3 separate regions of the Mus musculus genome follow, and regions 2 and 3 are each linked to region 1. The links are chromatin loops, found by intact Hi-C in ENCODE. Cell type or tissue: heart. All regions are shown on one strand.

What was found. Peaks named below come from ENCODE experiments on the same cell type or tissue, not always from the same donor. Only the 100,000 strongest peaks of a DNase experiment are listed, where the experiment ranks them.
Region 2: a loop joins it to region 1, with 8 times the contacts of the local background. A loop is called at or near these places in 27 of 42 quality-filtered maps.
Region 3: a loop joins it to region 1, with 9 times the contacts of the local background. A loop is called at or near these places in 8 of 42 quality-filtered maps.

The regions. Positions count from the first base shown.
Region 1 is chr2:173,183,223-173,191,222 of GRCm38, reverse strand. No RefSeq gene overlaps it. Among named protein-coding and RNA genes, the nearest start is that of Zbp1, 32 kb to the left of the region's middle. In heart, a CTCF peak has its summit at 6,902 (motif pointing right); DNase peaks (open chromatin) are centred at 4,692 and 7,042; H3K27me3 peaks cover 2,066 bases.
Region 2 is chr2:173,542,836-173,550,835 of GRCm38, reverse strand. No RefSeq gene overlaps it. Among named protein-coding and RNA genes, the nearest start is that of 1700021F07Rik, 24 kb to the right of the region's middle. In heart, a CTCF peak has its summit at 4,302 (motif pointing right); a DNase peak (open chromatin) is centred at 4,325; H3K27me3 peaks cover 3,570 bases.
Region 3 is chr2:173,450,724-173,458,723 of GRCm38, reverse strand. No RefSeq gene overlaps it. Among named protein-coding and RNA genes, the nearest start is that of Gm14642, 60 kb to the right of the region's middle. In heart, CTCF peaks have their summits at 2,400 (motif pointing right) and 4,837 (motif pointing right); a DNase peak (open chromatin) is centred at 6,433.

The DNA.
Region 1 (8,000 bases):
ACCAAAAGGAATCTACAGATTTGATGCCATCCCCATCAAAATTCCAACACAGTTCTTCAGAGAACCTGAAGGGACAGTTCTTAGTTTCATATGGGGGTGGGGGAGAGAAACTAAGATATCTAAAACAATCCTGAATGATAAAAAGATGGATGGAGGTCTCCTCCATCATTCCTGATTTCAAGTTGTACTACAGAGCTATGGTAATAAAAACCACATCTTATTGACAAAAACACACATTGATCAATGGAATTGAGTTGAAGACCCAGACATAAATCCACATACCTATAGAGACACCTGATCTTTGATTTTTTTTAAAAAAAGCCAGACATACACACTGGAAAAAAGGCATCATCTTTAACAGATGGTGTTGGCCAAACGGATTGTCCACATGTAGAAGAATGCAAATACTTAGGACCCCGCACAAAACTCAACTCCAAATGGATCAAAACCTCAACACAAAACCAGTTACAGAGTCTGATAAAAGGGAAAGTAGGGAATGGCCTTGAACTCATTGGCACAGGAGGAGACTTTCTGAACAGAGCACCGTTAACACAGGCGCTGAGGTCGGTATTTAATAAATGGACCTCGGGACAATGCTCCTAGAGGCAAAGGACACCAGCATTTGGACAAAGTGACAGTCTACAAAATGGGAAATGATTTTTTACCGCCTATATGTCTGGTACTATCCAAAATACATAAAGAACTAAAAAAACTGGACATAAAGAAAACAAATCACCCAATTTTTAATAAAATGGCGGTGTACAGGTCTAAACCAAGACTTCTCAGAAGATTGAGCACGAATAGCTGACAAAAATTTTTGTTTAATGTTCAACGTCTTTGCCATCAGGGAAATCCAAATCAAAACTACTTCAAAATTTAATCTTACACCAGTCAGAGTGGCCAAGGTCAATAAAACAAATGACAGCTCACAGGGATGAGGATGTGGAGTTAGGGGACACGCCTCCATCGCTGGTGTGAGTACAAACTTTTACAGTCACTGTGAAAGTCCATGGGTGGGGGCTTCCTCAAGAAGCTGGGAACAGATCTACCTGGAGATCCAGCTATGCCTCTCCTTGGGCATATACCCAGAGGGCTCTTCACACAGAGACGCCTGTCCATCTGTGTTAACTCCTGCTCTATTCATAGATAGCCAGAAATCAGAAACAGCTCAGACACCCATCAATAGATGACTGGATCAGGAAAATGTGGTACATTTACACCATGGAGTACTATTCAGCTTTTAAAAAAAAAAAAAAAAAAAACCATGAAATTTACAGGTAAATGGATGAATCTAGAAAAAAGAATTATCTTGAATGAGGTAACCCAGACCTCAAAAGGCAACTCTGATATGTAATCTTTTATATGTGGATGTCAGCTTTTAGGTTACTCGATAATTGTGCTGCTATGTGATGAACCACAACGGTTAGTACTAGGCATTGATAAGGAATTAGGAAAGAGGTAGGTGTAGAGTAGAGAACTAGGGGAGATTCTATTTCCCCAAGGAAGAGGAGATAGAACAGGGGGGAGGGGGAGGGGGGGAGGGGGGGAGGGTTACAGGAATGGGAGGGAAGATCAGAGGAAGGAGTATGGGGAGGCACAGCTAACACTAAGTGACAAGTGAAGAATCATAGAAACCTACTGTAGTTGATGCTTTTAAGAATATATACACACATGAAAGAAATCTAAATATAATCACTCTATCAAAGGGAAGACGAAGTCTCAGCTAGATGTCTCCTGACACTAAGTGAAATCCAAGACAAGGTATGGATTACATTTAATTGAGTGGCTGGTGAAAGGGCTCCCAAGGAAACCCCCAAGCAACCCAGGCTATTGCCAAAGCTATTGGTCACCTCCCACAATATGAAGGCAAGGTCCTATGGCTGTAATTCACCGAACACAGAGAAGTCAAGCTGGTGTCTAACCAAAGCCTTCAGTACTACTGACGAGTGTCCATGGTTACTGGAAGGTACCCTGCCCGCTACCAGAGGAGGATGTAAATACTAAGCCCTGTACAAAACCATTGATCTACAGTGTTGACCTGCCAACATGGCCCGTTGGCACAATAGTGGCAAAGAGGTTGTGGAAGTAACCAGCCGCTGTCTGAGTGGATTTAAGGACCACTCTATGAGATGAGACCCACGCCTGACACTGCTTTCGGGGTCGAGAAATCTGGGACTAGAGAGGCCATGGGCCTATGGGAAGAAGAAATACTATTGTTCCGCTAAAGGAACATGGCGATAAAATGACTCCTAATGACAATCTGCTATATTCATAGATCAGCCATCATCAGAGAAACTTCCTTTTGCAGTAGATGGGAATAGAGTCTACTGGGGATGAAGTGCAGAGAGTGAACGCTCTGGAAGACTTAGTCCTAAATGGAGTGTCCCCATCATTTCCCTCCCTTCAGGGTTCGGGGATTCTGGGGAAGAGGAGGCAGACTATAAGACTATAAGAGCCACAGGGGAGGGAGGACACCAAGGAATCCATGTCTCCAGGCACCACAGGACTGCTCATGCACATGTGAACTCACAAAGACCATGGCATTGCACACAGGACCTGCACGGGTGCAAACCAGATGGGGTTCCAGTGCTGAGAAGGGGCAATGGACACCATCTGCCATCCCTAACCAAGAAGCTATCTCCAACTGACATCCTGTCACAAGGGAAAAATGACTTTCTCCAAGGGAGTCTCACTAGATATACAAACCACACTGAAGGGCACGCCCCATGCCCAGGGGTAGATGGCCAGCACAAATTTGAAGGTATTTTTGGAAAATATCTTTATTATTATTATTATTATTATCTTGTGTTGTTTTATTTGGACTCAAAAAAAAAAACCTTACTAGAGTTTTGCTTCTATATTATGGTTTCCAATTTTGTGTTTTTATTGGAATGTGTGTGCTCACACGTGTGTGCATGCATCTGTCTGTGCACGCGTTCATGTGCACGTATGGGTGTGTATGTGCATGTATGTGTGCATTCATGGGTGCGTGTGTGTGTGTGTGTGTGTGTGTGTGTGTGTGTGTGTGTGTGTATGCGTCCGTGATGTGCGTTTCTCATGGTCTTTTGTTTTATTTGTTTTTTTGTTTGTCTTTTTTATTTGCCTGTCTGTTTTCTTAAGATAGAGAAAAAAGAGGCATGGAGTGAGTGTGTTGCAGGGGGCAGACAAGAGAGGGGAAACAGATCAGAATATAGTATATTAAAATAACTATCTTAAATACAAAGAAAAAAGAACAGTGAACTGCTGAGAGGTGGGGTCAGATTTTCCTCTCCCCCTTGGCCACCCTCTACCCAGATCTGAGCCCTCCCCCCACCCAGTCCTGAACCTTACCCCTTGGCCATCCCCCTACCCAGGCCTGAGCCCTCCCCCTGGCCATCCCACCACCAGACCATCTTGAGGAGAGTGGAGGGCTCCAATGTCCAGTAGAGGAGGGAGGGAACCCGTGTCTTGCACTCCCTGAAAACAATTTTCCTCCCATGAGAGGCTGGGATACGAGGCTCCCTGGACACCCACTTGTGGCCCACAGCCCAGTGCAGCCTCCATGCCCAGGGAGGTAAAGTGAGGCTCAGAGTCTAGACAGTTGCTGAAGGGACAGGGGCAGGCCTCAACCTCAGGTTATGGCCCCTAAACCTAATTTCCACCCCCAACCCTCTTCCGTGGTCACCTTCCTCCCCAGAGTGTCTTGGTGGCCCGCTTGCTGTCCCCCAGTCCTTTGGCCTGGGACACTATCACTAGAGGAAAGTTCAGGGAACAGGAGTGTCAGAGGGAGGAGTCACAGGCCTAGACAGGAGTGTCAGAGGGAGGAGTCACAGGCCTGGCTACTCCTACCTCCAGCTTCAATGCCCCCGCCCCCAGCAGCTAAATCCGAGGGTGTGGCTGGCCTAGGAGTCAGGAGGGAGGTTCTGGAGAGAAGGTTTACACACCAGCCACCTCAGTAGCCTTCTTAACAGCTCTGACCCTCCTAAAACAAATTCGAGGATAACCCCCTGCCTCAGAGCCCTTAACTGTTAACACTCCTGAAAAAACTGTGTTTCTACAGCGAAGGTAACACAGCCGTGGCCTCTGGGAAGCCAGCCCCGCGGAAGGACATCCCCAGCCTTCATCTCAGAGTGTCCCTCAGCCACCGGGCAGACCTTGCCGAGTTCCCTAGTCCAGATCACCAACAGTGCCAGACAGGAAGTGATCTGTGGTTGTCTGTCTGTTGCTCTGTCAACCTTCCTAATACCATGAAAAAGAAAGAATGAGGTTAGATTGATGCTGGAGCCCAGGCTGTGCAGTCAGATGGGACTTGAGTGGGACCCTGTCCACCTGCTCTGGTCTTTTGGTAAAGTGGGACAAAGGTGAGGGCAATGCCTTCCTCACAGAGTTCACTCAAGGGCGAGTGAGGACAGACACTCGGTCATTCCAGAGCCAGGGCAGGGACAGGGCAGGGGGGAACAAGACACAGGCGGGGCTGTATGGTAGGAAGGGTTGCTATATCCTTCCCCCAGCCCCAGCCCCAAAGCTGAGATGTCTCAGCTGCTCTCCCGCACCTGAACACACCAAGGGCACCGAGGGACCCTAATTATCCTGCTACACAATCGGTTTCCAGTGCCACTCCTCTGGCCACTCTTGATGGCTTCAGGCGCTGGGCAGGGAAGTGGCCACCTCGCTGGTGTCCTGGCTCTTGCAGATTCACAGCCTTGGGCCGAGCGCCCTCTGCTGGTCACGTACTGTCTGGCCAGAGCACCACACAGTCAGCTTGGCCAGGGAACTTGAGGGTCTCGGGTGGGCCGGGCGGAGGACTCCCGGGGCTGTGCCCGCGTGGCTAAGTTTCTGGAGTTTTACATCACAACCCCTAAACTGTAAACACACTTCAAGCTAGGTTCCTCCTTACACAGGCTCTCTCCAACCGACGCCAACGCTCAACGTTCAAGGACCTGCACCCTTATCAGGGACAACCCCGCAACGTGCTTTGTCTGTGAAGAGCTCCCACCCACCCAAGACCTGCTTGCTCCCTCCTGGAGCCCACAGCTTATCCCGCAGTTGCTGACACCATCCGACTCCTACAGGCACCAGTGCACCCTCCGTGCCTATGTGTGAAGAGCTGTCTATCTCAAGAGCACAGGGATGTTGAACTACTGGCCAGAGGTAACACAGCCTGCAAAGAGCAAGGATTCATGACCCCTGTGGGTAGGAGAAAGCCCCTTGTACTGTGGAAATACCTCCGGGATGCGGGGGAGGGACAAAGATGAAGTTTGGACCCCAACCGAGAGTGGTGATTTGCCTGTGGGGTCCCAGGGCACACATCCAGCCCACAATCCTTCAAGCTATCCGAAAATATGCATGAGTAATATTCCAGGTACACGGAGGACAGATATCGGGACACCTCAGCTTCAGAGGTTAGGCCTTCCTATCTCCTAGTCTCTGTGCCTCAGTCTTCAAATCTGTTAAATGGGGCCATCACCTTCCTCCCTCTGGGGGTTGTTTTTAGGACCAGGTGAGAAAATGTCTAGCCAGGTGACTGGCCATATTCATCCTTCGAATGATCTGCTGTCACCACTCATATCACTAAACTTTACCTAGGACTAGCAGGGAGCCTCCTTCCTCCTCTGCCGTCCCTCTTTACCGTCTCACACCTGGTGTGAGTGGGACGGTCCCTCCAGCAGGACTCAGGAGGCCCTGGTGAGTGCTTGATGTCCTCCAGTCAGTTTGTGCTCTGAGCTGTGACACCCTGAACTACTCCAGTACAACATGTCACACACCACATGTCACACACCAGACCTAGCCACGTCCAGCCATGAGTCACATGGCCAGAGAGAGCCCCGCCCCTCAACCAGAGCTTTCCCAAGTGGGAAGTGACTGACAAGGTCCTTGGACACTCAGCAAACGTGCAACTCAATTTGTTGTTCCCCTCCCCAGGCCTCAGTTTCCCCATCTGGAAAATGGAAAGCATAAATGAACCCCGGGGGTCCTCGGAAGTGGCTGTAAGCAGTTGAGATGCCGTGGTCCCCGTATCAGCAGCTCCTTTACAGTTAGTCTCATTGGATGGGTAGGTCCATCCAATGAGACAATCACTTCCTGTCCCATATCGCCTCGTCCACAAGTGACAAGAGCAGACAGGTGACTGTGAAGTTGCTCCAGTCTCCCAGACAACAACGGGGATGTGGTCTCTGTGCTCTGAAGTCCTCTGAGTGGGAGAACAGGACAGGTGGCCAGGGAGCCTCCACTGAGAAGCACAGCCCATTGGAAGCACAGCAGACGCCACCCTGGGGCTGAGGTGCCCCATGGGTGGATCTGCTCTGTCCTGGCTACTACGTGCCTACCTCCAGCAGGCAGGACCACGAGTTAGGGAGCCCCTGGGGCAAGCTAAGGACAGTGACTGTCCTGAGTTGCCACCTTTGTGGACAGAAGCAGCCCGGTAGTGTGATATCTGTCCCCTGTCCCACTCCCTGTCCTCTTGGTGAGGTCTGTGGTCATCCAGTCTTCCTCAGTGGAGGGAGAACAAGGGGAGAAGATGTCGGGAAGCTCACCTGGCTCCTGGTCACGCCCTGTCTGGTGGCATCTCGAAAGCACTCTCAGCCCACCAGGAGAAATCTCGGCTGACAGAGAGGGAGAAACCCCATCTTGAAGTGCGTGGGAGCCCAGCAGTTTCCTGACTCTGTGGGCTGCGAATCACTTTTTACATTAGAAAGTATCTGGGTGTGTGGAGAAAAGTCTGGAAGGAAATCGGAGAGTGTGGGAAGAAAGGCTGGTACTGGGCATGAAACTCCAGCCCCTGGGTTTCTTAGGGTCCCTTGGCTTTCAGTGTCATCTGAGGATCACCTGTGCTAACTGGGAAGTGTGCGTGAATGTCTTTTGCGCCCTCCTGGGACACTGACACACCTGGACAGAGGTCTGGTCCGGAGCGTCCATGGCTGAGATTTCGGCCACCAGGTGGCACCCTTGATCTATTTTTAAACAGATGATTCAAAATTCGGACTTGGCTAACAGGTGGGCAAAGGGCCGGACTAGCCCAGGAGCCAGGCCAGGAGGGTTCCCAACGTCCCTCTGAGAGCCCTCTGTGGAGCAAGGGCAGTTGCTCTGCTGTGAGATCTGCCTGATGTGAGCCTTGAAGTGAGCTTTGTCTCATGTCCCTGCCCCTGCAGAGGTTACCAGCAGGGGTCTGTCTGTGCCACAAGACCACCATGGGGCTGGCACCCTGCTGTGCTTCCTTTCCTCAAACTCTAGGTCAACTCTACAGCCCAGACCCACCCCACTGTGTGTGTGTGTGTGTGTGTGTGTGTGTGTGTACATGCCACAGTATCTGGAGACCAGAGAACAACTTGGAGTTAGTTTATTCAGGTTGTCCATCTCTCCCAACCCCCCAAGACAGGCTTTCTCTGTGTAGCCCTGGCTGTCCTGGAACTCACTCTGTAGACCAAGCTGCCCTCGAACTCAGAGATCCTAGCTTCCTCTGCCTCCTGAGTGCTGGAATTAAAGGGGTGACCACTCTGCCCTCTGGTTGTCAGGCCTGACAAAGAGGTACCTTTACCTGCTAAGCCATCTCACCAGCCGGAGACCTCACTCTCTCATGATACCCTCTCTGTTTCTGGCTGACCAGACCCCAGTGGCCTGTGCCCTCCTCCTGGCTTCTTTCCACCTTCAGCCCCAGCCACACCCAGGCCCCTCAGCCTCTCCCAAGCTCTCCTGCACAAGGCTCTTTGCAGAAATGTCGCCTGCTCTTTTTCCTCAGTTTCCTCTGGCCCATCTCTCAGGCTCCATGTGCTATGCTGGCTGGTGGGTCCTGAATAACCCTCTTCCCATGCATCCGTCCTGTAAGCATCCATCTATTGGTTTAGCGCGTTCCAATGCCAAGAGCAGCCACCCCGCCGGTGGTCGCTCGGGAGTTACTAAAAGAATGAAGTTCACCGGTGACCCTGCTATCCAGTGGATCCGGAAACCTGGACACCTTGACCCCAGGCCTCTCTCTCTTCCACATGTTCCTCCTGTTCTCCAGGATCCATGCCCTTCCTTCAGAA
Region 2 (8,000 bases), 360 kb before region 1:
AAACAAATGACAGACAAATGACTAAGCTACAGTGTTTCCAGCTCTCTCACGTTGTCACATTCACTGAGGAACGGAATAAGCCACATAGATTTTTCTTGTTTTCCTAAATACTTAAAAATGAATATATTCCTCACTAATTCAGTATCAACTTTGCATAGGTCATTCTAATCAATACTCTTAAAGAATATTAAGTCAATAGATTTTTGTCCTCAGGAAGAGCTTCTGGAACATTCTGAGTTTGCTCATTCTAATTTTTTGTCTAGTCTCTGCCTGAGGCCAATCATGCCCCCCTCGGGGTTCTAGTCTCTGGGGACCCTCAAATACACAGAGATCTCTGCAGACCCCTACAGCACAGTCTTCTCCACATAGGCCAGCTGCTGATCTTGCCTCCCTCCCTTGGGAGGGGTTGGATGCTCCCCTGATCTCTGCACTATGGGGCTTTTACACATCTGGCTACCTGCCAGGGCAGAGAACCCTCCCACTCCTTAGTGCTCCCAGAGACCTGTGCTCCTCTCCAGCTCACTCTAATAAGTAGAGTGCTCCTTGGAGCCACTGTGAGAACGTTGGAAGGGTAGAGGTTATGGTGGGCCCAGTAGGACAGCGTTCTTTCTGAGTGCCAGTTTCCCTACCAAGGGGGACGACTAGTGGATCCTGAAAACTTTCCGCCAGGCTTTGACCTTTGGGGTCTATTTGTGATCGTTTTGGACCTAGAAAGGCATGTTGGCTCTAAGGAACCAACAGGTCACTAGATATGTTTGGGCCAGCTCTGATCTCATTAGCATCCTGCCTGGTTTGCTGAATGATGACACTCGAAGGTCATGGTCTTGGGTCAAGCAGAGCCAGATAAACAAGGCAGGAGGAAGTCTGTCTCAGAGATTACTTGGCTGTCCGTCTGGGCAGGTGTGAAACCCATGGAACTGACTCTGAGCACAGGCTGGCCTCTTGGTGTGGCTGCAACAGTACCCGTGGGTGGCAGGTCTGTCTCTTTCAGGGAGCTCTAGGCTGCATGTGACGTCTCTCACCTAGCTGGGCCTGACCCATGCAGGTCGTCCAGGAAAATCTCCACATGGTCAGCTGATGCCGGGCTCAAAATTACTGTTTGGTTGACTAACAGGGACCGTGGTCTTGCCGATTTGACAGTGAAAGAACCCTTCACTATCTTCCTTTGGAAATGTACTCTAAGATCCAATGAGCTGCTGAGAAAGAATACAGATACAAGATACATATATCTACAGAGACACCGGTCCATAAGGGTCCAGTGTATAGGCCCATGCATAATTAATAGGAGAGCTAGATGTATTTCTGTGTGTAATTCACACGTCTGTAACCGCCCCCCCCCTCCAATCTCAGAGCCAGATGGGCTGTTGACTCTTTCCTTTGGAAACCGGCTCCGCACAAATGATTTAGGCATAATTTATATGCTTCCCCAGTGACAAGTCTTGGCCCATATAATTAGCTGTAATGATAAATACAAATAAAATATGGGATAATATGTGGCCAATTACCCGTGCCAAAGCTATAATTCCATCTGTGGGGATGATAAACCGCCGAGAGCGGCAGTCCTGTGGGGTTGGCTCCCAAGACCAGAAATCGCCTGACAGTTGACCATATGATGTGAGGTGCAGTTGTGTGGTGGCATCTGAGGCACAGGGAGCTGGGCAGATCAAGCTCCTGAAGAGAAGGGCTTGAGCTGAGTCTGCCTGGACTGGTGAGCCTCAGGGACAGGCCCACTAAGCTTCACACAGTGTCGCCCTGACCTTCCAGTGAGCATGCAGAGACACAGGCCAGGCAGCAGAGCAGTGGGAGCCTGAGGCCTGGTCTTGAGCAGCCTAGCTCCAGGCCCCAATCAGTGGGGATGACTTTGGGGAGGCAGGACTCTGAGGACCTTGTGGGACATGACTGGTGTTCCCAGGATAAATGCAGAAACAGGCTTAGAATCACTGGTAGCTGCCGAACAGGCTTGGTAAAGATGAGGGGCAGGTGTGAAACTGGGTTGCACTTAGCTCTCCGGGACTCTCAACACTTGGTTAAGTGGATCTCCTTTGGCCATCCTAGAGAGCAGCTACTGTGTCACAGGGCCTGTGGAAGGCAGGAAAATGGCTCCAAAGATCTCAGGTCCCGATCCCATTACTTGGGAAAAGTTGGATACAGGTGACTCAAGGACCCAGAGATAGGGTGAGTGTCCTCGGGGGACCCTAATACCATTGCAAGGATCCATGGAAGAGGAAGGTGAGGAAGATCTTAGACAGACAGGAGGACAGAGTGACAACCCCAGGAGACAGGTATGATGAAGCCAGGTGTGTAGCAAGCCACACCCAGCACTACCAGAAGTTGGTGTGGCAGGCTCTACCCCAGAGCTGTAAGTGGGGGGGGGGGGGCAATGCCTGCTGACGCCTGCTGTGTAGTTTGAGCAGGTTTGGTCCCCATAGATTCATGTATTTCAGTGCTTGGCATCATTAGGAGGTGTGGCCTTATTGGAGTAGGGGTAGCCTTGTTGGAGGAAGTGCATCACTGTGTAGGTGAGCTTTGAGGTCTCCTGTGCTCAAGCTCTGCCAAATGTGGAAGAAGGCTTCCTCCTGGCTGCTTGAGGAAGACAGTCCTCTTCTGCTGCCTTCAGGTCAGGATGTAGAAGCCTCAGCTCCTCCAGCGTGATGTCTGCCTGCACAGTGCCATGCTTCCCGCCATGATGATAATAGACTGAACCTCTGAACCTGCAAACCAGCCGCAATGAGATGTTTGCCTTTATAAGAGTTACCTGGGTAAAACCCTAACTAAGACACCTGCTTCAGGCTTGTGCCCCCAGGCCATGAGAGTCAAGTGTTGCTGCCTTAAGCCTCAATTTGTAATGCTTGTCACATAACTGTGGGGCACCCACCCCTTCCAGGCATGTGGCAACCAGGCATGTGGCAGTTGCTTGGAGCCACCTCAGGGGCCTCCACGTACCTTACTGACTTTGGAAGTCACTGTATTGGGTCTCTATGATGTTGTAACTATGTCATCGGCTCAGAGACTTAGATAGGATATATGACCTCATAGCTTTAGAGGAGGGCACCTGGCAGCTCCACCAGAATCGGTCGTGGCAACCCTGTGCTCTTTTCTAGAGGCTCCGGAGGACATCCTCTGTTGTACAAGACTCCTCTGACCCAAACAACGGCCATCTTGGAGAGTTTGCTTGCCAAAGGTCACCTCAGCTGGGCCTGTTGGATGACTACGCCATCCTCCCATAGCGGGACAGGGAGACCAGAGTCTGCAGCCACTTGCTCCACACCACCTACAGTATCCAACTTTGTCCTAACCGCATGAGGCATTGGGGAGGGCACAGAACGTACAGGCCAAGTAGAATAGGAGAGCGACTCCATGTGTGTAGTTATGGGACAGTTGTCATCCCTGCTGGGTGGAGATTTTCTAGTGCAGCCTTTTACTGGGGGGATCTTCCACACTTTTGTAGGTAACTCTTCATTCTATGCTCTGAGAAAGTCCAATAAACTTATCAGCCCCCCCCCCCCAGAGTGAATTTTAGTGGAATGGTGTCTCCATTTATCACTGGGGCCTTAGGAAGGAGGAATTGCTTATGTGTCCCCTTGGGAAGGAACTTAGCAACGGCCCATTCCCTGGTTGTTCCATTTTCTAGAGGCTGCTGAGGGTGGGGAAGAGGGCTTTGTCTCCTGGCCAGGAGCATGAGGAATTTAGATGCCTGAGCCTATGGGAGTCCACAGGGTAATGGGGAGAGGAGGGGAGAGATGGGCCAGGGCAGAGCCAAAGCTATTACAAAGAAGAAGACATCATGCCTTGGGCTCAAAATATAAGGACATGCTGAACTAAAATAAACTAATAACCAACAACCCAAACCACACCTGTAATCAAGATAAATGACATTTTAATGCAATTTTAAAAAAATCAAAATTAATGCCAAAAAATCTATGCAAACAAAATACCAGGGCTTTAAATAAAGACAGATGAATTACAGTGTTATGCTCAACAATATTGGAGCTAGAGGCAACAGAATAAAATCAGTGAGAGGATCCCTTATTTACTGAAGACTTCAATATTTTATACAACATGAGACGTTTGTATTGACTTTAGGTTTTAAAAGAAGTTATTTGTAGAGTGCTGATTTTTAGTGCATCTGCTTTAATTTTCTACCCATTTTTATCCCATGTTTGGAGGTAGATGGCAAACCAGGTGACAGTTTTCCCAGAAGGGTGGCGCAAGCATTCCAGGGTCAGTGCTCTTCCTGTGAGTGAGGGCTCAGCACCTGCTGAGCAAACAGGCTGAGGCTCTCCGCAGCGGGCCTCTGGCTCGTGCATTGTTGCAAGGGTCCAGCAGGGGGCAGCATGGCACCTCAAGTCCCGCCTGGGCCAGGGGCATTTCGTTTCTACAAAGGTGCCCAGACAAGAGAGGGAGGCAGAAGGCTGCTGGAAACCCCTGCTCTGGGGTGGTGGTGGGGTGGGGTGAGGCGCTGAGGGGGTGGGGGACTCCAAGTTATGGCCATGGTGAACTGCGTGGTTTTATTGCATTTGAATTGAAAACAAACAATGAATACTGTGCAAGATTGAATGTGAATGTCACACCCGTCTCACCACAGTCATTCTGGCCTGGACAGACTCTTCCTTGTGAATGCAGGTTGGGGTGGGCTGGTCTCTGCCACACCCTGCAAGGTGTGCCCTGCTTCTCTGCTCCACCTTGTCTGTCAGTAGGGATGAGCTGCCCCGGAAGGCCGAGAGCATGAGTACCATATTTTGGCCAAGCCTTGACACAGCGTTCCCGCCACATAGCAAGCGGGTGGCAGGTGGCGGGTGACATCACCCCTGGATGCCCCCTGCCCCTTCTGGGGTCATGATGGAGCACAGTGCTGTGGTCTTGGCCAGCCTCAGACTCCTGGGTCTTCCTCGATAACACATTTCCCCACTGAGTGACATCTTTGCCTCCCACGGGACATGCAGGGAAGGCACCCAGCTGTCACAGTGTTTGTGGGGTGCCAACTATGGGCCAGGAGCTGTGGAAAGGTTTTGGGGGTTCACCTCTCCAGGGTCCTGTCTAACTGCAAGCCAGTGGGGACGCAGGGCTGCTGGACGCAGGGCTGCTGGGCTGGGAGCCCAGAGTGAGCGATAGGGGAGCAGGGACAGGGGTGCGAGTGATAAACAAGACTGAATTCCTCTCAGGTGATCATTTAAAGTAGACTGGATATAGCGTGGGTGATGAGTGTTTGGGGAGTCAGGGCATCTTGTCCTGAAAGAGCGGCTCCCACTTCGGCATCCCGATGCCGGGGAAGGACTTGATTTTCATTCTTTATTTTGTGCCGTTGACATTTTATTCATTTTCTGTTTTCAAAAGCCAAGAGCACATCCTTCGATAATTTGAAAGGAAAATCACAAAAAGGTAAGATGTTCAGGCAGAAACCCATTTAGACATAAATGAACCCCAAATCAGTGATTCTCAGCAGGAGGCTACAAGAAGGTTCTGTGAAGACCTGCAGTTGACTGAGCTTGGCATCTGGGGTCTGCCCCATCCATACTGAAGGAACTGGGTGAGCCCAAAGCATTTGTTGCAGGGACTGACCACAAGCCGGGAGTCCTGCTTACTTTACTAGATCCTTGCAGTCAGAGAGAGAGACAGGGAGAGAGAGAGAGAGAGAGAGAGGGAGAGAGAGAGAGAGAGAGACAGACAGACAGACAGACAGACAGACACAGAGAGAGACTCATTGTTATTTGCATTTTCTCAGAAAAATTGAGACCCTGAGATAAACCATCCAAGGTCATAGAGCACAAAAGACTCTAGATTCAGAATTCATCCAGAGCCAACTCTTGACACCCTTCAGGATTCTGTCCCTTACGGTTCCTTGTTACTCTCACCGGTTTCTAGCTGAGGACAGTCATTACTGACAAACCAGGACCTTTGAGCACAGTGTCCTTCAAGGCATGAGGGATGAGAGCCAGGCTGCTAGATTTGTCTCTCTTTCCTCTGCCATCTCTGATGGGGAAACTGGGGCTCAGAGAGGCCAAGCCACCATCTCTCTCCTACAGTTAGTGTGGTTGGCTCCTGCCATGTTCCACATGGGTAGGTGGGCCTGACCCAGGCTTTGAGGTACTGGAGTGCTGTGGGAGCCATGGGGAGCTGTGGGCACCTTGGTGACCATACTACCCCAGCTCTTCTCTTCCTGAGGGGTCCTCTACCCTCCAACCTCCCCAGTTCCCCTCTGCTCCTCATTGTCTCCATCCCCTGAGATCCCCCATACACTCTCAGCTCAACAGTGACCTCAGCAGGGGTCCCGAGAGGCTCTTTTCCAGAGCACAGCCCCTTCTCTTGCAGCTTCGGGTCCATGGCTGCTGGAGTCTTGTCTTCACAAGGCCAGCAGCTTTGTGGCTAGCTTTCATCTTGCTCTGGGACAGTGGCAAGAGTACTAGGAGGAGTGATTGGATGGGTGGGCACAGGCCTGGCTTCCCTTACACAGGCGTCCTTCCTGGGGGTGGGATGACCTGAGCTCTCAGTTGTGGACTGAGGATCTGTCAGTCGGCTGAAGGACTGGAACTCATGGACAGGGCCCCGCCTCTTGTAGCACAGGGAGATACGTTGGGGGTCTTTGAGCTGACTGTCCCATCTGTGTCCAGGGCCTTTCCCTTCCTGGCAGACTGGAGGTCTAGTCCTCCTCCTTCCTTGCAGGTGGAGATGGCCCTAGCCCCATCACAGTAGAGGCCAGCGCTTAGCAGGCCAAGGTGGTGAGCTTGTGAGTGTGGTTCTGAGATCTCCCTTGCAGGCTGAGGGTGCGTGGGGGAACTTGGGAGAGGCCGAGTTTTCTGTGCTTTCTTCAAGAGCCTCCCTCTGCAGGACATGGGGACAGCATGTGGTTGTTGAGTTTTGGCTTCAGGTTCAGGGCAGACATGGGCCTCACAGCTTTGAAGCAAGTCTGTGTATGTGAGCCAGGCCCTGCGTGCGTGATGGGACTGCCTCTTATTGGTGAACAGAAGAATAGGGAATGCTGGCAGCCAGGCAGGTAACAAGCCCGGCAGGTGGGCTTCCTCTCTGGTACCTTTCTCCCTTTGTGCAGTTCTACAAGGCAGACTGAGGGAGGAGGGACACAATGTGGAGGACATGGAGAGGGGGAACGGGGACAGTGACAGTGACGGCTGGCTTTTCTGTGGGTGTCTGGCTGGTGACCTTTCGGAGAAGTAGATTCAGAAGTGACTGCTATTTGTCGAGGTGCAGTTCAGAGACATCAGATGGAGTTGCTACCTCTGTGAAAAATGTCAGGCCCCTGCTGTCCCTGACTGTGGAAAGTGGATGCAGCAGGATCCAAGCTGAGATCTGACACCCCCTGAGGAAGTGTGTCCTCAGAAAACGCTCGCATGTCTACTCACTTGTGGAGATGATAACCAGTGGCCTGTGTGAGTGTGTGTATGTGTGTGTGTGTGTATGTGTGTGTGTATGTGTGTGTGAGTGTGTGAGTATGTATGTGTGTGAGTGTGTATGAGTGTGTGGGCATGTGTGTGAGTGTGTATGTGTGTGTGAGTGAGTGTGTGCATGTGTGCCTGTGGTATCCAGTGACCTATTAGTGTATGAATGTGTGCCTGTATGTATGTGTGTGTGTATGTACCAGTGTGCCTGTGCATACGCATGTGTGAATGAGTACATATGTGTGCACCTGTGTGTGTGCACACTGTCTTTCTTTCTCGCTAGACTCCTTCATCAGGGTTTTGTGGAATGGTCAGAGTAGAAAACAAAGTTTCAACTATTTTCTTCCAAGAAGTATTTTTGGGAAAACTATGACTGAGACAGTAAGAGAACTGGCACCAGGTTGGGGTAGGGTCCGAGGATTTGGTGGCTCTGATGCCTGGCCTTGCTTCCTCTCCAGAGCAGCAGAACCCTTTGCTCCTTGGCAAAGCCCTGAGGGGCTGAGCCCTGGTTGCCAAGGCCCTGCTGCTTCAAAGGCACTCTTTGGCTTCTGCCCCCAAGGCCATCTGTATAGATCGAACCCCGCAGAAATTTGTCACACATGGGTTTGC
Region 3 (8,000 bases), 270 kb before region 1:
GATTTACTTAGAAAGGGGAAAAACGGTTTTTTCCCCCAGAAAAGCTACTGTCAAGCTTCACCTGAGAATTATATGGCTGTTTTATGCTGCAAAAGAGGCCGGGAAAGTGAGAGTCAGATGCAGACAGGCTTCAGTGTATCACGAGGAACATCTGAGCCTTTGCTGCCCAAATGCTGCCTGAGGTTTCTTCTCAGGGAGGAAGAAGACTGGGGACTGGGCAGGAAACTGACCAGGTGTTGTCCCCAGCACTGACTCTCCACAGTAGGGAGTGAGATTTAGTGTTCGAGAGAAGCCATTAGTGCACACATGCTGCAGTCTCTCAGGAAGTCAGCTCCACACGATGTGCACACTGGATGCCTCCGGGTTTAATATCTTTCTCTGTCCGATCCTCACTGGGTATGATGCACGCACTGTCAGCGAACTGTCCCCACTGTCTTTGTTGTTGCCCACAGGAGGAAAAACACACACTTAGGACTAGCATGCGCTTGATTAAATGCATGCAAGCGACAGAACAAGAATCAGTTTGAATCTCAAGCCTAGGCCATGAACCCTGGATCTAGCTTCCAGAGAAGTCTGGCCAGGAAATTCAGTCTCCTATGATCTGAAAAGGGCACAGAGTGGCTGCTTGGGATGCCATCGCTTGCCATGCGCAATGTCTGCTCTTACACCGTGGTGACAGGCTTGGCACCTTCTGGGATTTGTAGCTCTAGGTCTGCTTTCCACAAACATGTGAGACATAGTAGAGAAACCGTGTCTTACCTCACTGCTGGATCTCTGTGTTGGATCGAGTTTTGTCAACTTGACACAGGTAGGATCAGCTGAGAAGGCCCTCAACTGAGAAAATTCCTCTGTCAGATTGGCCCGTGGGCCATTTTCTCTGTTGTGTGATATGTTATGATTTATGGGGGAGGGTCCAGCCCACAATGAGCAGGTCACTCTCGGGCAGGTGGTCCTGGGTTGTATAAAAAAAGCTTGAACAAGCCGTGATGAGCACGCCAGCTCGCGCCTTTCTCCACACCGTCTGCTTCAGCTCCTGACAGGACTTCCCTTCACGGTGGGATGTACGCTGTAGGAGAGAACAACCCCTTGGTGTTTTAACACAGCAATAGAAAGCAAACCAGAGCAGTTACCCAATCTCAAACCTGCCCCGAACCTGAGAACCTGAGGTTGCCCGAAGATTGCATGTGCTGGCTTGCAACTGAGCTGTGCCATCTCGGGCAATTCTGGTGACGAGCAAAGCGGCAAGGGCATTTGAAGTGTGTCACAAAGTGTAGTGACTTGGAAGGGAGCCTGGAGGGACAGCTGGAAACCAAACCAGGGAGTAAGGACTCAGCTTTGCAATGGGTTGTCTGGATGGAGCAATTCACCCTGACCACAAGGGAGAAGCACTTAGGAGGTTCTGCCCTGGCCTGCATTTTCTTTTCTTCATGGGCTCCCATGGTTCCCCACCCCACCCCCACCCCCAGAGTTCTCATAGCTGGGAAAGGAGAGAATGGAGTAGAGGCTCTGTGCAGATTCAAAGCAGGAATTCACCTGGAGGAAGTGGCCCTTGGTCTGGATGCATCAAGGCCAAGTTCAGGAGTGCGTACCCAGCGACTGAAGTCACCTAGTGTGTGGCAGGCACAGCCCGAGGTGCAGGGGCCAAGGAGGACGTGAAACAGCCCTAAAGGGAGACAGCTTGGTTGGGAGTGAAGGGAGCACCTTCAGAGTAGACTCAATGCATTCAGGCTGATGGGAGCTAGGGACATTTGAGGGAGACCTTGACCATGGTGGTGTTTGTCATGACCATGTCTCACTCTAAGCAGCCACCTCCTGAGCTGATATAAAAAGATTGATCACACTGGTGTGTGTGTGTGTGTGTGTGTGTGAGAGAGAGAGAGAGAGAGAGAGAGAGAGAGAGAGAGAGAGAGTTAGTTGAGTCTGGTGGTCATCTTGATTGTCAACTTTATGGGACATAAAGTCACCATGGACATACGCTTTGCTACATCTATGAGGAAGCTTCCAGAAGGTAAAGAGAAGAGATTTACCCTAAATGTGGGTGGCATCACTCCATGGGGTGAGGTACCAGATGAAATAAAAAGGGGAAATCCAGCCAAGCCCCAGTATTCCTCTCTCCCTGCTTCTAGACTACAGATGCAACCTGACCAGCTGATTCTAGCTCCTGACACCCCGACTTCTCTGCCGTCATGGACTGTGTACCCTCAAACCAAAATAGCCCTCTCCTTCAGGTGACTTCAGCCAGATTTATCATCACAGTAGTGAGAAAATTAGTAGAGAAGGAGACTTTAGTTTGAGGCAAATCTAAGTTCAATCTAACCCTGCAAATTAATGTTTTAATTACGTGTATTTGTCTGTGTCTTGAGTGTGGATTCACGCACATGAGTGCAGTGTCTATGGAGGCCACAGGAGGGCGCCAGATCTTTTTGGAGCTGTGATGCAAACTCGAGTCCTCTGCGGGAGCAGTAAGTGCTCTTAATCTGGGCCATCTCTCCAGCCTCAGCTGCACTAGCTTTGCGATTATGTAACCGGTTATTTTAAGTTCACATCAGGACTTACTACTTACTTTATTTACCTCAGCTTATTCTATGAGCAAATTGTACAAACCAATAAAAAACACTGCAGTCTTAGGGCTGAACCTCCAGATCTCTTATAACCTAGGCGGTGAAGAGCCAGATGCAGAATACCCACTGATGAAGTGCCTGAGCCCCAGTCCTGCAGCAGCCACATCAGGCTTCGAGAGAAGGACAGGTCCCCGCCCTTGTGTGGCTGTGTGGAGAGAGGTGATGATGGGGCAGGGGTGGGGGGTGTCTGCAGCCGTAAGCCGGTCAGTTTCACAGAGGAGACTGGCGAGGGATGAACACTGTTTATTCTGTAGGAAGCAGCCAGAGGGCTAGCCTGGGCAGGAGCAGCAGGCTAGAAATTGGTCACCGAGTAGTTCTGACCGTAACAGACTCATCCGGGCTTAGAGATGTTGGTGGAACTGTTCAAGGGACACAGTAGTCAGATCCAAATCCAGGGGAAAATAGGGAGGGAAACACAGCTGAATTCAACGAAGCAAAACCCCAAACGCCATCAACAACAAAAGAGGGTGAACGGGAGCTCCGATGAGATATCGAGGTGCATCGGATGGAAGGCAGAGTCCTCTGCTCTGACTCTCAGAGAAAAGGTCCAGTGCTAACTCTCCATCAGGGACACACCCCAGAGCAAGAGGCGACAGAGGGTGAGCGGGGCGGTGAAGAAGAACACAGGCAGAACAGATATGCGCTTCTCTCAGTGAGCAGGATGCAGGATGAACATAAGCCACCGTCGAAATGTGCATTCAACCTTTGTCAAACCCACAAACCGTCAAGACGACATGGTGGCTGTGAACTTGGCCCTCTAACTATTTCTTGCAGGAGAAGGGCTCTAATGTGACGCTTCTTTGAAGCCACAGTGATAGCTGACAGCCTTTGATGTTCCTCTCAGACTTCACAGATCGAATAAGCAGGTGGTGTAATAAATGTCACTTAGTAAGGATGAATGCAAACACTTCAGAGGAGATGCCCCCATCCCTCGGTCCATAGGACGGCTTCTGCACGGAGCTTCATGCTTGGTTTGAGAGTGGGATACAACAAGCTACAACAAGCGGAAAACCTCCCTCGGAGGGGCTGAAACCAGGAGTTAAAGAAAAAGAGAAACCACACAATTTAAAATGGAGCTGGAGAGCTGGCTCAATGATGAGAGCACTGGCTGGTCTTACAGACGATCAGAGTTCAGTTCCCAGCACCCACATGGAGGCTCACAACTGCCTGTCAATCCAGTTCCAGGGAAGTCTAATGCCCTCTTCTGGCCTCTTTGGGCACTGCACTCTTGTGTACACACCCACATACAGACACACATTCATATCTATAAATGGATGCCCCCTCCAAGGGGCCTGTTTCAAAGCGCTCAGTGAGTCCTTCACCTCCAGTGTACCTTTTGGGATGCTACCCCCTCATCTTCATGCCAACCATTGTGAGCCAGGGCAACTGAGGTAGAAGCCCCTAGTTCTCTATGAGAATAGACATCTTTCTCCTGAGGCCAGATTGGACCCGTGATGCCACCAACTCACCTTGAATCTCAGATTTCTCGGAAAGAACAACAGGTGGGCTTAAACATGGATCAAGAAAGGAAACCATCAAAACTGGCCACAGCTGCTCGCGAGCCACATCTCCACCCCAGTCTCCCCGGAGCTGGTGGGCAGCAGCTTCCCTGGGAGCGGTGTGTGTTTGAATCCATCTAAGCTTTCTGAGTCACTGTTGGGATGGAGAGGAGGAAGGAATGACCCTCTGGGGAGCCCACAGTGGCAATTACTCCAGCCAGGGAGGATATGGTCACGGACTTCAGAGAGAAAGTCACAGGGCAGATTCTCTGCTAACGATGCCAGTATGGGTTGGTTAGGAAATGTCCCCCACGGCTTGTGTGTCTGAATGTTCGGTCCCCAAATGCTGAAGCCTCTCTAGGAAGCCTGTGGAAACCTTAGAGGGTGCAGCCTCACTGGAGAATGTGAACCACTTGGGGTCTGCACTGAGGGTCATAGGCCAGATATACTTCCTGTATGGCCTCTGCTTCCAGTTCCTCTAAGACGTGAGACAGAAGTCACAGCTGAGAGCTACGCAGTGTGTCAAAATAAACCTCTCTTCAAGTCCCTTATTGTTGCTGCTTGGCCACTGCGATGCAGGAAGAAACTAACACAGATGCTTCATGGAGGAACCCAGATCGTCACCCTTATGGTGTCTGTGTCTGTGGGCCTCACAGTACAAGATGGTCTGCACACACCAGAGTGCACCTTCACAGATGCGCTCCCTCAAGGCTACCTCCAGAGGGCGCTCTGCTCCACATCTCAGCCAGCACCGTTTTCCAGAGGCTGCACCCCCAGGCTGCTGAGTTCAGCTGCCAGGGACACCACTCTAGGCTACTCAGTAAAGCTGTATGTGTATTTCACCTATGCCGGGGACATCACCTTCAATACAGTGTGCATCATCTGGCTCTCACCTATGACGGTGCAGTGACTGTGTGAATTTTACCACAATTTAATTAACCTTTGTCTAATCGCTGGGTAGTTGCAGTAGGCAGTTTTAAAACAAATTCTCCTCAACAAGTTTTAGATCAAGGAGATAGCAAAACATTACATTTTAGCTTATTTGGGGTATCAATTTATGGCAACAGCAACATTTTAGAAGCAGCCAAAGCCACATTCAGAGGGAAAGCCGTGTCTTTAAATGTTCTGCATTGCGTGTGAAAAAGAACACACCAATCAGAGCATCTGGTAAGTCAAACAATGAATATCCAAACGGAGCAACGTAACGGATCAGGTGATAAGTGGCTGCATTGTCAGGGATTAAAACAAAACAGTCACTAAGGGAAATAGTCAAGTTGGAGGCAAAGAGTTGGGTATTTCAGGAGACAGAGGCAGTTGGATCTCTGAGCTCAAGGCCAGTCTGGTGGGTATCTGAATGTATGCACGGCCCTAATTTGCCAAAGATCTACATTAACATGTCCATGATTTGAGTCTCACTTTACAATGAGTTTGAACTAGTCTTCATACATTTCATTTCTTAAATTTCATTTGAGCTATATCAGACCCCCAACTAAATCTCTGCACCTACCCCATAGGCCTTGGCTCTCACACAAGCCCACACTGGGCCACACGAGGTCACAAAGGCTGTGGTTTCTTTCTCTGGTGTCACCTCCAGGACACGCAGATTTCTGCTGGCTGGCCCTGACCTGTGAAGGTTTACGAAAGCTCAAGGCTTGTATATAGTTTCCCCTGGGTTTTGGTACCAGAAATGAATGTGTTTTCAACACTAAACTTGGCCAGAATTAGACTTGTTGCCTGGGCCTTGCAACTTTTACTAAAATGGACTTGAGCTTACGTCCAGAGACTAAAGACAGAGCAATTCTCTGCTGCGGGATAAGAATGAAGACAAGCCACAGGCAAAGCCTCAAGCTTGATGGTCACCACACACACATTGAATCTCAGCACTTGAGAAGCGGAGGCAGGAGGATTACAAGTTCAAGGGTGGCCTTGGCTACGCAGGAAGATCTTGTCATGATAAAAAAGAAAACCTTTAAAAGGCAAAGTTAAATTTTAATCCGTGTCTATGTTCAAGATACTGTCGTTTCTGCATAATAGAATTATTGGCACGATGTTTTACAAGTGTGCATTTCATCCTTAACTGCGTATTTGAGTTTAGCTGTTTGCACTTCGTTGTGTGTGAGCCTTGGGTGTATTTGACTAAGTTTTCAATTTTAGAAATGTATAACCATACCCACGTCACTCCAGTTCCAGGAACTGCTTGTGTGTGAGAAAGCTGCTTCCTTCCCCCTTTCTTTCATCTTTAAGAGGGAGGACGGGGTGGGTGGCTGAAGACATGGCTTCACGGTTCAGAGCGGGCGCATCTATAAACTCAGGGTGACTCATGCCCGTGCTGTGCGGTAAACTGTGTTGATTTTTAACCACTGTAGCCATGGTGCTCCACGAGTCCACTCCAGAAACCGATCCCAAATATTTTCCTTATGCATCACATGATGCAAGCCAGCATTAAGCGCGACCTCAGCCTCTCGCTTCATTTTCCACAGAATCTAGATTACTCAACAGGAATAAAAACTCTCCTGTCTCGATGGAAATGAATTTCCTCTTTTAGCCGCAAGTCTCCCTCGAAGGAGTGGGTGACTCAAAACTACTTATGTCATGAGTTCAGGTCCTTAGTGTGTGAGCTGCAGTTTCTTTGTCAATTTAGTTCAAATATACTTGAGATGCTTATGGGGGACCTGGGAGAGGGCTCAGGGGGTAACGGTGCTTGCCAGACGACCATGAGGACCTGGGCACAGATTTCTCAACATTGGAGTAAAAAGCTGGGTTTGCCTGTAACCCTAACACCGTGTGGGGAGGAGACAATGGGGATTGAATCACGGAGCCTGGACAGTAGTCCAGCCAGGCCAGCCAGGAAAATGGCTGGCTCCAAGTTCAATGAGAGCCTTTGTCTCGAGGGAATAAGGTAGGGAGTGACAGAGGAAGATGCCAGATGCTTTCTTCTGGCCTCCTCATGCACACACAAACACACACACACACACACACACGCACACAGCACGCATGCACACACACACACAACATACACACGCCACAAGAATAAATAGAAAGTGTATAGAGCAGCGACCAACCCAAAGCTAAAGCAAAGTTGAGCTGAGCTGCCCACAGTAACTCCATTTTGTCTGAGTGCCTGTTACACTCACCCAGCTGCTCTCTCCAGCCCCAGGGAGCGCATCCTGATCATGGCTATGAGGCAGCTCACCAGCTTAAATGAACGGCTCATGTTGGCCTTGTATTTATGGTGGCCACTACTCTCCTCATGTGGGCATAAGAAAGTAAATTCGAAATTTTAGACCATCAATTGATCTTGGAGATTTCCAGAAACCTTCTAAATTTTATGGCCCATGGCCTCTGCTGGCTTACTTAAAAGATTTCCTACTTATTTTTGAAAAAAAATCTTTTAAAACCTTTTCTTTAAATTTGTAACAAAAATTTTAAAGCTGGCACGATAAAGACTCACCTCTCCCATCGTCTAAGACTATTCCCTTTCTGGGCAGGGATCCCCCACGCTCCTGCTAGCCGCACTGGGAAGCTGGTTTAGTGCCATTGCTAACACTTTCAACGGGACGAATGTTTCTGGCTTTAGTTGACTTCCCCCCCCCCCCCGGGACGGTTGGGAGGGAATTTATTTGGGAGTTCTCAGTATACTGGGTGGATGTGGATGTCTGTGCTGTTCACCGTGTGTCTTTAACTCAATGAATAAGAGAGGAACTTCATTTTTCTTTTCCCTAATAATACAAAACTGCCTTCCTTGTGTACGCTGTGGTCCTGGGTTTCCATCCCTGATCTGCGTTTCCATCAACACTTTGTTACACCCACAGAACTCCTCTATTGTGCATTTAAAACTTTGCCCGCACTCACTGTCAGGTCCTAAAGAAACAAGCCTAGC